Regions from separate parts of the Homo sapiens genome. Here region 1 is linked to region 2. Evidence: chromatin contacts called from ENCODE Hi-C or POLR2A ChIA-PET data. All regions are on one chromosome and are shown on one strand. The core of a region is the stretch at or near the end of the contact, and the rest is flanking DNA. Distances in the headings are between cores, read along the strand shown.

Region 1 (2,740 bases), core at 39-2,538, 110 kb before region 2:
CACTTGGAGCAGGCTGAGAAGGGCTACGAGGAGTGGCTGCTGAATGAGATCCGCAGGCTGGAGCGGCTCGACCACCTGGCAGAGAAGTTCCGGCAGAAGGCCTCCATCCACGAGGCCTGGACTGACGGTACGGCCCAGCTCTGCCCCACTCTGCCCAGCCCCGCTCCCGTGCTCCCCTCCTGTCTCTCAGGCATGCATGGGTGTGCACACACAGCCCCCTGCCACGTTGGGTCTGTTTCTCAGGTGCCCTTTCTTGCTGCTTGGGAGCATGTGTGTGTGTCAGAAATGCTGCTTTAGAGCCAGGTTCAGTGGCTCACACCTGTAATCCCAGCACTTTGGCAGGCCAAGGCAGGAGGATCACTTGAGCCCAAGAGTTTGAGACCAGCCTGGGCAACATAGCGAGACCCTGCCTATACAAAAAAATTTTAGAATAATAAAATTAGCCAGGCATAGTGGTGCACACCTGTGGTCCCAGCTACTTTGGAGGCTGAGGTGGGAGGATTGATTGAGCCAGGGAGGTCAAGGCTGCAGTGAGCCGTGATTGTACCACTGCACTCCAGCCTGGGTGACAGAGCAAGACCCTGTCTCAAAAAAAAAGGAAAGAAATGCTGCTTTGGATTCCTTCAGCCCCAGAAAGCAGGGACCATTCAGGGGCCAGGTCCTCTTTGTTGCCCAGTCTGCCCTCGCCTCAGAGGTGGGACCCTGTCAGTCATCCAGGAACACAGCCAAGCCCCCTCCAGCACTTCAGGGAAGTGACCTTACACCCATCTGTTTGTCCCCTCTGCGTGTCTTCCCCATCCAGGGCGAGTGTGTGGGGCAGGCCTCTTCCATCCCCCGCACCCTGTGTTCAGAGTCGGCTTCCCTCTCCCACACCTCTGTGAGCGTGGACGGAAGGCTGGGGAGCCCATGTTCACTGGCACGTCCCTCAGGCTAGAGGAGGGCCTGCCTCCTGGGCCTGCTGCCGGACCACAGCCAGTGCTCACCCTCAGACAGTGCTCACCCACTGCCTTCGGCCCACCCTTCAGCATGGCCCACCTGTGAGCTCCTCCCACCTCCCATCCCTTCCCAGAGCCTCCTTCCCGGGCCTGGCTCCCCCTGCAGGAGCGCCACTGTGCTTTCTGTTCTCGGCAGCCCTGCAGCTGCCTGGCCGTTGGCTCCAGATGTGGGATTTCATCACGTCCCTGGCCCTCTTTTGGGTCATGCCAAGGTTGAGATTTCAGATCCCAGGGGTCTGGAAGCCTTCAGAAAGCTGCCAGTGCCTGGGAGAGCCACAAGAGCCACTCACAGGACTCCTCTCCCACTCTGGCCACCACCTTCCCAACACAGTCTCCCTGGCCCTCCGGCCGCCACTCCGCCCAGCTGAGCCCTTCCTTGCATTCCTGAGTGCATTTTCTCACCCCTCCCCACCCTGGCCCGCATGCGAGTGTGCAGCTCCACACGGCCTGCAGCCCTGGCCACGGCCCAGCTTGTGCCCTCCTCACATGAGCTCAGCTCGCCATTCCCGCGGCAGCTGCCAGCCTCAGAGCAGCCCAGCCCCTTTGCTACCAGGAAAGAGTGCGAGTGAGAGAGTGGATAGTGAGGGAGGAAGGGCCTGGCCAGGCCGGGTGCCGCACTTCCCTCTTGCCTGGCAGAAAGGCACCCATGTGAGGAGAGCGTGTTAGCACCGATGCCATCTTGTGTGGTTGGTGGCCTCCATCCATTCCCGGATTCACTCATTCGTTCAACAGACAGCTCAGGTGGCTCCAGCCGTCCTTATCCATGGAGGCCTGGGCGTCGCCCTGTGGCTGAACCTTCTGGGGGTCTTTCTGCCCACCCATCAGCTCTTCAGTCCCTCTACAGGGCTCCATGAGGCCCTGCAGATGGTTTCCTGAGGCCAAGGGGCTGGGTGTGGTGGCCCCACTGGCATTCCTCCCCTGGGAAGGGCTCTGGGGCAGCCTTCACCTGAGGTGTTTAGAAGCCAGCTCAGTCTCCGGCCAGGGCCCAGCTGGTTCAGCGGCCTCCACACGTCCCTGCCCCACCCCTACCTGACTGGGCATCCACGCGGGTCTGCCCATGGCGTCTGCCAGAGCCCCCAGGCAGGCTGGCCTACTAATTCCCAAGACTCAGAGCCTCTGTCCTCTCAAGTAGCAGTTACGTGAAACAGGACAGGCAGGCCCTCCACACCCCAGGGTCTGGTCGTAGCGGCCTCCTCCGCCCTGGGGTGGGTGGGCCACCTTCACTCCACACCCCTCACCATCCCCCACAGCCCGCAGCGGGAGGGTCGTCGTGGATGCTTCTCTGAGGGACTTGATTTCCTGGGAATACGACCAACCCCGAACGACCCCTTGTCCCCACTCCAGTTGTCCCTTGGCCTGGATCCCAGATAGCTGTGGCAATGGTCCGCTGCCCACATCCTCTCGGTGCACCCTTGCCAGGACTCTGCGGAGGCAGAGGGAGATGTCACCTGCTGTTTCTGGTTCCTGCCCCTGGGAGAAAGCAGTTGGAGAAGGGAATTGCAAGGCCGCCTTGTGGCTGAGCCTCCTGCCCCAGGGCTGCGCAGCAGGGCCGGTGGAGCCAGAGTCTCCCAGGCCTCCCACTTCTTGGCCATCAGTGCCAGAGCCGATCCTGTGGGGAGTCTGGTAGGTGCCTGACAGTTGAGACTGGGAGAGGCTGAGGTGAGGCTGGTACTGGCTCCATGCCTGCTGTGCTCGAACACCACCTCACTGAAACTTGAGAATAGTTCCATGCCACACAGGTACTG
Region 2 (2,765 bases), core at 106-2,605:
TTCTGTCAGACTAATACTTATATTTGAATGTTTTAAAGTAGGCCTTTTTTTAAAAAAATGATAGGGCTGGCCATGGTGGCACCTGCCTGTAATCCCAGCATTTTGGCAGGCTGAGGTGGGAGAATCGCTTGACCTCAGGTATTTGAGGTTACAGTGATTTATGATTAGGCAACTGTACTCCAGCCTGGGTGACAGAGAAAGATATTGTCTCCAAAAAAAAAAAAAAAAACACACAGATAAAAGTGTGAGTTAGGGGCCAGGAGCAATGGTTCAGGCCTATAATCCCAGCACTTTGGGAGGCTGAGGCAGGCAGATCATAACGTCAGGAGATGGAGACCATCCTGGCCAATATGGTGAAACCCCGTCTCTACTAAAAATACAAAAATTAGCTGGGTGTGGTGGCCCACGCCTGTAGTCCCAGACAGAAGAATTGCTTGAACCCGGGAGGTGGAGGTTGCAGTGAGCTGAGATTGCGCTACTGCACTCCAGCGTGGCAACAGAGCAAGACCCCGTCTCAAAAAAAAAAAAAAAAAGTGTGTAAGTCAGAAGCTGCTTAAAACCCTAATTCAGAAGCACTGCTCCACTGTCTATTGCCAGGAGCTAGGAAGGCTGGCAGGGTGTGTGAAGAGCGTCTGGTACCTGCAGTGAACATTTTTCCTGCACCAGAGATCACCACCGCCCGACAGTCAGCGTCTCTCGAAATCTTGTTGAAGCACTCTACCATCTCTCTGTGAAGCAACGAGTGAAGGGTTACAAATGGGGCGGGAATACCCTGCCCTCATGTCCATCTTCCCACAACGTTCCACTTTCACCCAGTCCCGCAGCCCCGCCTCCCCCCGCAGGCAGGCCTCCAGGATCTGCAGGTCAGACCTCCAGAAGACCTTGTTCATGGCATTCCTCTTGTTGGGCCGGTTGAGCTGGACATGCAGAACATGTTTCTGCGCAGACGTCACACGAAGGGACTCATAGCTGTGGTCTGGGGCTTCACCGAGGGCTACTCCGGAAGCCTCCTCTTGTGCAGAGGAGCCAGTGAGGCGAAGGCTAATACTGAGTCCCGGGTAGTTGGAGCCTGTCAGTCCTGGGGAGAAAGGAACAGCCTTTGATGACCCCAGACTGCAAGACACAGGCCTATCGAATTAGGGAGTCCTTCAAAAGGGAGCACACGCACCCCTGAATTTAGGGGACTCGGGCCCTTCGTGACCCCGGATAGCCCTCCCCGTCCTACATCTGCTATAACAGCACGACAGCGCGACGCACCCCCATAAGGCAAGAGGTGACTCACGCCGGGTCAGTAGGTCGCGGAGTCTGCGAGAAGCCACTATCCCCGCCGCCATCGCCGCCGCCTTCGTCTACTGCGTTCGGACGGAGTAACGTGCCCGTTAGCGGAGGGGGCGGGCACAGAAGGCCGCCATGTTGAGCGAGGGCACCGATGCCGCAACCTGACAGGCAATGACGCCGTTCTTTCCGCCATCTTTACTAAGGGCAGTCGATTTCCGGTTGCCTTACATAGAGCCAGGCTCAGAAATGGACCCTTTGCCCCAGTGGGAACCTGGCCAAAGAAAATAGCTCCTGCAATGGCGTGAACCTGGGAGGCGGAGTTTGCAGTGAGCCGAGATCGCGCCATTGCTCTCCAGCCTGGCGACCGAGCGACACTCCGTCTTAAAAAAAACAAAACAAACAAACAAAAAAAAAAACAGAAAAGCAAACAGCTCCCGCTAAAGTTCATCACACAGCTGTTTCATAATGGTGGAATAATAGGCGACAGCTGAAATGTCCAAGGACATAATTGCAGCAGAGCTTGTAATCATGCATGTATATATCATGTTAACTAAAAATAAAAGAAAACTTGCAGTACTGTGAGTTTACTCAGGTAAAGGAATGAGTACAGACGGGCCAACATTAAGCGCTGACTGTATAATATGAACTCCCACCAGGAGGTCGTACTATTTCCTACTATATGCAGAGGAAACTGGCCCAGGCACGGGAAGACACTAGGTTCAAGGTCGGTGGGCTTCAGAAGGGCTAAAGCAGGATTACCTGGCACCAGAGTTCATGTTCTTAGCCTGGCGCAGTGGCTCACGCCTGTAATACAAGCACTTTGGGAGGCCGAGGCAGGCGGATCACCTGAGGTCAGGAGTTCAACAGCAGCCTGGTCAACATGGCGAAACCCCGTCTCTACTAAAAATACAAAAATTAGCCGGGTGCGGTGTCCGGCACCTGTAATCCTAGCGGGAAGAGAATGGCTTGAGCCCAGGAGGCGGAGGTTGCAATGAGCAGAGATGGCACCACTGTACCCCAGCCTGGGCGACAGAGCAAGATCTCAAAAAAAAAAAAAAGAAGAAAAAAAAGTTCATGTTCTTAAAAAAAACAAACAAAACAAAAAAACCGAAATTCCCTTGGGAAAAGCCAGCTACCAAAAGGCATAAAAAGTACTGTAAAACTGCTGGCCGGGCGCGGTGGCTCACGCCTGTAATCCCAGCACTTTGGGAGGCCGTGGCGGGCAGATCACGAGGTCAGGAGATCGACCTCCTGACCTAGCTAACACAGTGAAACCCCGTCCCTACTAAAAAAATACAAAAACTTAGCGGGCATGGTGGCGGGCGTCTGTAGCCCCAGCTACTGGGGAGGCTGAGGCTGGAGAATGGCGTGAACCCCGGAGGCGGAGCTCGCAGGGAGCCGAGATGGCGCCACTGCACTCCAGCCTGGGGACAGAGCGAAACTCCATCTCAAAAAAATAAAAAAAAAAAGTACTGTAAAACTGCTTA

What was found. A loop is a pair of places that touch in the nucleus more often than their neighbours do. ChIA-PET counts read pairs that join two places held with the same protein, here RNA polymerase II (POLR2A). Pooled maps may share reads with other maps.
Region 1: a map of ascending aorta shows a loop between it and region 2 (2.3-fold over the local background). The contact joins the enhancer-like site here to the promoter of ECH1 in region 2. A Hi-C loop is called at or near these places in 16 of 168 maps with a recorded cell type or tissue (MCF 10A, PC-9, adrenal gland and 9 more) and 13 of 50 pooled maps. POLR2A ChIA-PET finds 5 or more read pairs at or near these places in 10 of 52 experiments (A673, Caco-2, H1 and 7 more).

What each region holds. Positions count from the first base shown.
Region 1 is chr19:38,717,948-38,720,687 of GRCh38, forward strand. ACTN4 (actinin alpha 4) reads left to right here. Exons shown (of 21, transcript NM_004924.6): 11 at 1-127. All of the region lies in intron 1 of LOC107985291 (a long non-coding RNA gene), which reads right to left. Among named protein-coding and RNA genes, the nearest start is that of CAPN12, 25 kb to the right of the region's middle. RefSeq lists enhancers at 1-654, 689-1,409. Within about 2 kb of position 1,289, at least 18 of the 41 ENCODE cell types and tissues checked have a DNase peak (open chromatin) inside an H3K27ac peak, as active enhancers do; they include PC-9, ascending aorta, dorsolateral prefrontal cortex and 4 more, where a contact is called at or near this core.
Region 2 is chr19:38,830,439-38,833,203 of GRCh38, forward strand. It overlaps ECH1 (enoyl-CoA hydratase 1), which reads right to left and starts at 1,356. Exons shown (of 10, transcript NM_001398.3): 1 at 1,283-1,356; 2 at 871-1,078; 3 at 640-728. The coding sequence starts at 1,334. All of the region lies in intron 1 of LOC124904712 (a long non-coding RNA gene), which reads left to right. RefSeq lists an enhancer at 1,255-1,404.